2 separate regions of the Homo sapiens genome follow, and region 1 is linked to region 2. A link is a contact called in ENCODE POLR2A ChIA-PET data. All regions are on one chromosome and are shown on one strand. The core of a region is the stretch at or near the end of the contact, and the rest is flanking DNA. Distances in the headings are between cores, read along the strand shown.

What was found. ChIA-PET counts read pairs that join two places held with the same protein, here RNA polymerase II (POLR2A).
Region 1: POLR2A ChIA-PET joins it to region 2 with 14 read pairs in BJ. The contact joins two enhancer-like sites. POLR2A ChIA-PET finds 5 or more read pairs at or near these places in 3 of 52 experiments (BJ, T-cell and activated CD4-positive, alpha-beta T cell).

Annotation. Positions count from the first base shown.
Region 1 is chr9:114,345,609-114,349,412 of GRCh38, forward strand. It overlaps AKNA (AT-hook transcription factor), which reads right to left. Exons shown (of 22, transcript NM_001317950.2): 16 at 2,116-2,292; 17 at 1,061-1,176; 18 at 255-401. Among named protein-coding and RNA genes, the nearest start is that of ORM2, 18 kb to the left of the region's middle. Within about 2 kb of position 2,268, at least 6 of the 41 ENCODE cell types and tissues checked have a DNase peak (open chromatin) inside an H3K27ac peak, as active enhancers do.
Region 2 is chr9:114,284,307-114,288,016 of GRCh38, forward strand. It overlaps COL27A1 (collagen type XXVII alpha 1 chain), which reads left to right. Exons shown (of 61, transcript NM_032888.4): 41 at 418-471. LOC124902252 (a long non-coding RNA gene) reads right to left here. Exons shown (of 3, transcript XR_007061741.1): 2 at 287-411. Among named protein-coding and RNA genes, the nearest start is that of ORM1, 37 kb to the right of the region's middle. RefSeq lists an enhancer at 3,407-3,710. Within about 2 kb of position 1,290, at least 2 of the 41 ENCODE cell types and tissues checked have a DNase peak (open chromatin) inside an H3K27ac peak, as active enhancers do.

The DNA of each region.
Region 1 (3,804 bases), core at 1,018-3,517, 62 kb after region 2:
TCCCAGAACCAAGCATGGGCCCTGGCAAAGGGGAAGCATCAGAAAGTGTTTGCTGAATGAATGAATGAATGAATGAATGAACAAGTGCACCGAGATTCATGGAGGCAATGCTCCCTGCTGGTTTTCATATCACAGAACTGATAGAAAATGATATTTGAATGGCCCACTGGGTATATGGAAAGGGCTTCTCATAACAGAGGAGCCCCCGCTGACACCAGGAGCTGCACCCATCCCGGCCCTCCCTCCTGACCTACCTGTGTATTGGCCCCGGAAGGTGACCCTGTCTGGCCATCCAGCACTGCCCACCCCTCTCTTTCCATCCCGAGCTGCCTGTGGACTGTCCTTGGTGGTCTTGCTCTTCTCAGAGAACAGTGGTAGGGAGGGCAGCTCAGATTCTGAACCTGGGGTAGAAAAAGTGGGGCATCAGAGGGGGCAAGGGGTGGGGGTCACATTTCTCAAGGAGTGGGTATGCCATGAGTTTAGGCTCTGGGGTGGATGCCTGGGTTTTAATCCCCAGTCTCCCCCTTAGGAGTAACAGCTGGCATTTCCAGAACCCTGCCCCCGTGCCAAGCGCTAGTCTAGACGCTCTGTGTGTGCCGTGTTGGGCACCTTCACAGCAATCCCACGATGTGGACACTGTTATAACTACATGGTGAGCTGTCCCTTTAACTGCTCAGAGCAGGTAAACAACTCGGCCAAGGACAAGTGGAGGGGAGCTCGCTGATCCCGGCTACTGACTCCAGAGCCCTGATCCTTTAGCACATCCCCTGCGCTCATTGGGCTTCAGCGCCCTTATCTGTGAAATGTGGATAATATGACCATCTTGCAGTGGAGGTTAAGCAAGACAGCAGCTACAAAGCCCTTACAGACACCCTACACGCAGTAGGTGTGCAGGACTTTAGAAGTGCTCTGTGCTTCACAGCACTATAATATCCTAAAACAGATGCACAAAAACCCTTCTCCAAGTTTCCTTGAATACTGTTGCTGTGGTCCCTGACCACTGAGCCAACATGCTCAGACTGTGGCCTCTGGAAATCAGCCTTTGCAGGTGGTCACTTACTCAGGGACAGTCGGAGCACCTCCCGAGGCACTGAGGAAGACCTGGCTCGCTGCCTTCCTGGAGGGACAATCTGCTCTTCACCTCTAGGCTCACCAGGCAATCTCTCTGTGGATTTACTAGCAAAAGGAAAGAGAGATGATGTCATTGGATGAGGTTTTGTGTGGCCTTTAAAGGTTATTTGTGAGAAGTTCAACCTGGAGAAATGCTTCTAACACGATGGAAGGAAGAGAGTATAGAAGTCAAAGCCAGACTCTGAAGTCAGTTTCACAGAAAATGGCTCTGCGCCTCTCTGATCCTCAGTTTCCTCATCTGTCAAGTGGGGATAATAACAGCAATTACCTCAGAGGGTTATAAAAAGATTAATGAGAAAATGTTCATAAAACCCTTCATCAAGTGCCCTCCCATAGACTCAAAAGAAGCCAGCTGATTTTATGTCATTGTCATAAATGAACAAACACCGAATTAATGGGTGAGAGTGAAGGCATGCTGGCAATGTTCTAACTCTTTGGTTGGGTGGTGGGTCTAGGGATATTCATTGTATTATTCTTTATTATTATTATTATTATTTTGAGACAGAGCCTCTCTCTGTTGCCCAGGCTGGAGTGCAGTGGCACAATCTCAGCTCACTGCAACCTCCGCCTCCTGGGTTCAAGCAATTCTCCTGCCTCAGCCTCCTGAGTAGCTGGGATTACAGGCGCACACCACCACGCCCAGCTAATTTTTGTGTTTTTAGTAGAGACAGGGTTTCACCATGTTGGTCAGGCTGGTTTCGAACTCCTGAACTCGTCATCTTCCCGCCTCGGCCTCCCAAAGTGCTGGATTACAGGCATGAGCCACTGCGCCCGGCCTATTCTTTATTATTAACATAGAGGTTTATATATTCTTTTGTGCATCAAATACTGCACAGTGAACAAGCTCAACAGTGAATGAATGAATGAGTGAGAGAGGGATGTGGCAGTGCCTGAGTCCATATGTCTGGGGAGAGCCAGAGGCCAGCCAAGACTATCTTCTGTAGCTGCCACCAGGACAGAGGTGGGAGTTTTGAGGTCACCCACCTGCCATAATGGGAGCCCCAGGTGGCTGGGGAGTCTGCTGGCCGGCCGCGGGTCCGGGCGGGGCGGTCAAAGGCAGATGCTGGGCGTGTCGGGCTGCCCTGGAGTGGCTGGTGCAGGCTGTCTTCCAGCCGCAGACGAAGCCGGGACACCTCTTCTTGCAGCTCACAGATGGCCTGGCTGGGGTTGGAGTGGAGACAGAAACAAAGAACAGAGGCATGAGGAACAGAGCTGCAGCCACCCGAGTATGCCAGGATGCGGCAGCCTTTGTCCCTTCACAGCAGGCACAGGGTCTATCTCTGCTGTCAAACGATTCTAGAACTTTCCTGTGCGACACTTTTCTTGCTACACAACTTGACACCTTTCTGAGTTCATGTCCCTGTGCAGTGAACAAAACAGAACTTTTCTTTGAAGTTTTCTCTTCCTAACACATGGGGTCTGAGTGGCTGTTCAGGAACACCAGTGACAAATTCTCGAGATGGAGACAAGGATGCAGCATAGAGAGGGCCCTAGCTACAGTTCTGCCATAAAATACCAACCTTCACTCTCTGTCCAGGCCCAGCTCCTCTCCCTACCACTGTGCAAGCCCATCTCTCCAGACCTGGCAGAAGATGCTTGTCCACCATCTCCCCACACAGACAGTGAGCCGCCAGCAGACAAGAAAGAAGCGGGCTTCCTGTCTTATAACCCCTGAGGCCCTGCACCTTGTGGATGCTCAGGAAACAGTACTGCAGTGGATCTGGGCTCTGAGACGGAGCAGAATAAAGCGCTGTGAGTGGAGAGCGGACAGGGAGACACCTCGATGCTTCCTAGCACCACCTGAACCGGGAGGGCTGACTAAGAGCAGGCTGGAAGCTGTCTGCAAGACTATAGTAAATCCTGGTGAAACCCCCAACATGGTCCAACCTCCAGCCACCAGCACTGAGGGAGTAAATCCTGTCTGTGTTTCTCTCCAATCAGTCCCTGCATCTTCAGGGTCTTGTTTTGTGGGCATTGCTGACACCGCAGCAGACAATCCTACCCAGATACCCCTCCCCACAAGACCCCCTCAACCACGGAGCAGCGTTAGAGCCAGGCTCAGCAAAGCCACCCTCCAGGCGGATGCAGGCTCCACATCTACTTGGTCTGGCTTCTGGGGTGGGAATTCCCACTGGGGCCGTTCTTGCCTGGTGGCCCCTGGACTCCTGGGTGAGTATCCCCTGGTGCCGCCTCCAGCAGACATGAGCGCTCAGATGACTGTGTCAGAAGGAGTGGAGGCCTCTTCCTGGCTGTGCCCCAGCGCTGAGTGTGTGTGTCTGAGGGCAGTGGGTTCCCTTGGTAATCCCCAGGGAGACGCTTGCTGGTGTTTCTGAGGCAAAGCCACGAGGGCAAGTGTGGGCGGTGGCTACTGGAGAGTGACATCTCCCCACCCCCAGTTAACTCCTGAAATGGAGAGCTCCGCCTCCTAGTCAGAAGGCACTAAAAAAAAAGACTTACCAGGCCGGGGGCGTGAGTCAGCCACTTGGGTATCTCAGTCTCTCTGATGTAACTCTTTAGTTTCTTACTGAGTGCCAGCAGGCACTTAACATTCATCTTTCTCTGCAAACTTACTTCCCTGTCTCTGCACATGGCAGCAGCATCTACCTGACTAGCCAGACAGAACTCTGAGTCACTCTAGATCCCCTCCTTCCCTGAACATCCCTGAAGTTAATT
Region 2 (3,710 bases), core at 40-2,539:
AGAGGAAAAGAGGCGAGACAAGACCTGGAGGGGTGTTGCGAGGAGCCCACAGTGGGTGTCCATACCTGCAGGCCTAGCCAAAGCCTGGGAAGGTCTGTTGAGGCAAGCATTTTGCCCCTGTCCCTGGTTCTGGCTGGGAGAACAAAGCTGGTTCTCCCGAGTCACCCTTCCAGGTCTGCTCCAGGGTGGGGCCCCCAACCATCCCAGCTGGAACACCCCTTTGGGGTGTGTCTGGGACCAGCACGGCACATCTGGAAGGCCAGGGCCCAGACAGGCACAGACTTACTCAGAGCCACACAGCCAGCTGGGGCAGAGCTGGGACCCAGTTTTGCAGCCCAGTATCCCCATCTTGGAGTCCATGTCCTTTGTCCTTCCTGAGTCCTCATTCTCACTTCCCTCCTTCTTGTTTGCCTGCAGGGACACAAAGGCATTGTGGGACCCCTTGGACCTCCTGGACCAAAAGGCGAAAAGGTGGGTGTTTGCTCTGGGGAAAGCAGCTGCACCCTCGTGTCTGAGGCTGAGGTCAGCTTCAGGGCCAGCAGGAGAAAGCCCCTGGGGTACCCATGGCTGGAGAAGCCTGTGGGGGCTCACCCCCTGCAGCAGCCGAGGCTGGTGTCACTGCCACTGTGCCCAGCCCGCAGGAGCTGTCAGATCCACATTCAGCACTATGTGCTGGGTATCATCTTTGTACCCAGCGCTGGAACGAAAACATGCAATCCCTGCCCTCACGGGGCTTATAGTCAAGAAGCAGAAATGGACATCAATCTTGTAATGACTAAAACTGCGACTCCATCATCTGTGTGGACATGGGAATTGAAGTCTTGCCCATGAATAAGATCACCCAGTGAAGAGTGGGGAGAGGATGCTGAGCAGGAGAGGCTTGGGACAGAGAGCAAGGAACCCCAGTGGTTAGTGGTCAAGGAAGGAGCCACCAAGGCAGAGGGGAAGGCATGTTCATTCCCCACGCCTTGGCTCAAGATTCAGTAGAGGAGAGGAATTGCTGGAAGGATCCTCGCTGATCCCTGGACCCTGCCCCCCCATGCCAGTGGGGATGTGGAGGGCCAGGAGTGCCAGAAGGTCCAAGGTGTTGGTGTGGTGTCACGTCCAAGGCAATCCCAAACTGGCCCCAGAACCCACGTGTCTAAGTCCTACCTTCGTCGCCTGAGTCCCTCCTGTCTTTCCTCCTCCTCCCCTCCCCTGCTGGCTCAGCTGGAACGCTTCGCTTGCCCCCTGCCTCCCCAGCACGCCTTTCTTTTGCTGAGTCAGCTCCCCACTAACTAAATCCTGCTGTTGGTGACTCACGCTGGCCCGGCGTGCTGCCCAGCCGACCCCTTCCTCCTGCTGGAGGAGGACAGCTCAGCCATGGTAGACGGCCACCCGCCCCAGCCGATTCCACAGGAAGCCACAGAAGGTGCCACTCAGTACCCCGGGTCCCTCCTGGGCCCTCGCAGCCTGCCAGGGCTGGCACAGAAGGGGTTAACACAGACTCTGAAACAAGGAGGCCCTGGTGTGCCCCAAGGCCTCTGCGCCGGAGCATCTGCAGCTCTAGAAGCAGTCTCTGTGGCTGCTGAGAATGGGACCCTAACACCAAATCTGCCCTAAGGCTGCAGGGGCCTTGTGGGGGTCCCCAGGATTCCCTGAGCCTTGAGTGCCTCATCAAGTGGTGGGGTCCTTGGGAATGAGAGGTCAAGGTGGGGGCAGAACATGTTCATCAGCCAGATGCCTTTTCTCACTTAGAAGGCATTATTAGATTCGTTCATTCCTCCAGCTCTCCAACAGGTACTTATGGAGGATTTAGTGTGTTCCAGGCCCTGAGCTAGAGGATGGAAATGATGCCCTTAGAGGTCTCAAAAATAGGGCGAGTCCCATGAATGAACAGCCACCCCGCAAGCTGGACGGTGCTAGGGAGGAGAGAGCAGCTTCCTGGGGTGACCCATTGAGCACACGCCCACGTGCAGAGTTCTTTCCCTGCCATTCCTCCTGTAATCTTCACCACAGCCCCAGTGCAGAGGTACCATTGTTCTACAAGACAGGCGGGGAAACTGAGTCCCCATAAGGCTCAGAGACTAGCCCAGGATCTGTAGTAAGAGGGTGGCAGGGCCAGGATTTAGACCCCATCTGTCCGATGCCAGACCCTGCTTCCCTAACCAAAAGCAGACCCAAGATAAGGAAGCCATATGCAATTTAACTTGAACCGCCCATCCCTGCTCACCGTGGGGGTGAGCTCACTACAAAGCTGGTGGCCAGAGAGAGGGGATGAGACTCTGGGACTTGGACAGGGCAGGGAAGTATCCTACCAGATTTCTGGTGCTAAAAAATGATATACCTAATGCTAAATGACGAGTTAATGGGTGCAGCACAGCAACATGGCACATGTATACATATGTAACAAACCTGCACGTTGTGCACATGTACCCTAAAACTTAAAGTATAATAATAATAGAATTAAAAAAAAATGCATCCCCAGACTACAGTCACATTGCGGGGGATCAGTATAGCTGGCTTTGGGCCGAGATTGCCCCCTGATTCCTGAGTGGCCTTGGCTAAGACCTTCCTTCCTCTCAGTTTCCCATCTTTAAGTGTGGACAGTAGTCCCAGCGGCATAGTTACTGTGCAGATCGGATGAAACAAACCTCACAGAGTGCCTGGCACATGGAACACGCTAGGTAGACACAGGCAGGCCCCTTCCCCAAAGCCGTCAAGTCCAGCTGCCTCTATCCACAGTGGGACTTGAGCACTGGATCCAAGAACCATAGAGAGTGGGCAGGGTCAAGAAGGAATCCCCGCTCCTTGGGCCACCCCTCTAGACCTCAGGCCAAGTCCCTGCCAGCCTTCAGCCTCCACCCACCAGAACCACAGAGGCCCAGGCTGGTGGCTGATCACCACCAGCCTTTAGAACTGCCTCCCACCAGGGATGTGTCCCAGCCCCAGGGACGCTTTGCCTCTGTCCAGCCTCTTCCGGCCCCCTTTCAATCCCTATGAACAAAGGGGCTCAGGGGTGCCTGGCTTGAGCCCTGTGCCCAGGGGAGTGACACCAGTTTCTGGGGCTGGAGTCTTCTGAGCCCTGAGATTCTGCCATTTGCCGTTCCGCTTACACCTTCCTTGTAGTTGAAAGGTGGCGTCTACACCTGTCCTGTGGGTGGACCAGGGCCTGGGGTGGCCATGGCATAAGGACCTCACCTCTAAACTCTGTTCCGCCCCCCCCACCCCAGTCTCTGGCCATGTCTATATGACACAGTCTCACTGCTGCTATTGTTACCGGCTACGGCAATTTTAACGCCATCTGCTGAGCCCCTGCCACGTGTGCAGCAGCCTGCTGAGTGCTTCCTGTGCCTTTCCTCACCGAGTCCCCTGAACAGCACCGGGAGGCGCTCCAGTCCCGCTCTGCACATAGGAACCTGTCTTATGGACACAGCCCCCATGCTGACTGGCTGCCAAGTGCCACCTGGGGCTACCATGGAGGGTAGGAGGTTCATCCTAAAGCTGGTTCCTCCCAGCAAGGATCGGAGACAGGGACTCTCGGGTTGAGGGTGAAAACTCTGAGCAGGTCCCATCATCTCTCCGAGCCTCATCTGTGAATTGGGATAATAATCGCATCTGCTTCACAGCACTGCACTGCGGATGTCATGAGTCTGCCTGTGACTGGCCCAGAGCAGTGCCCATGCGTGCCAGCTGCTGGAGTTGGTGTTACTCCCTGCCGGGCGTCGCGC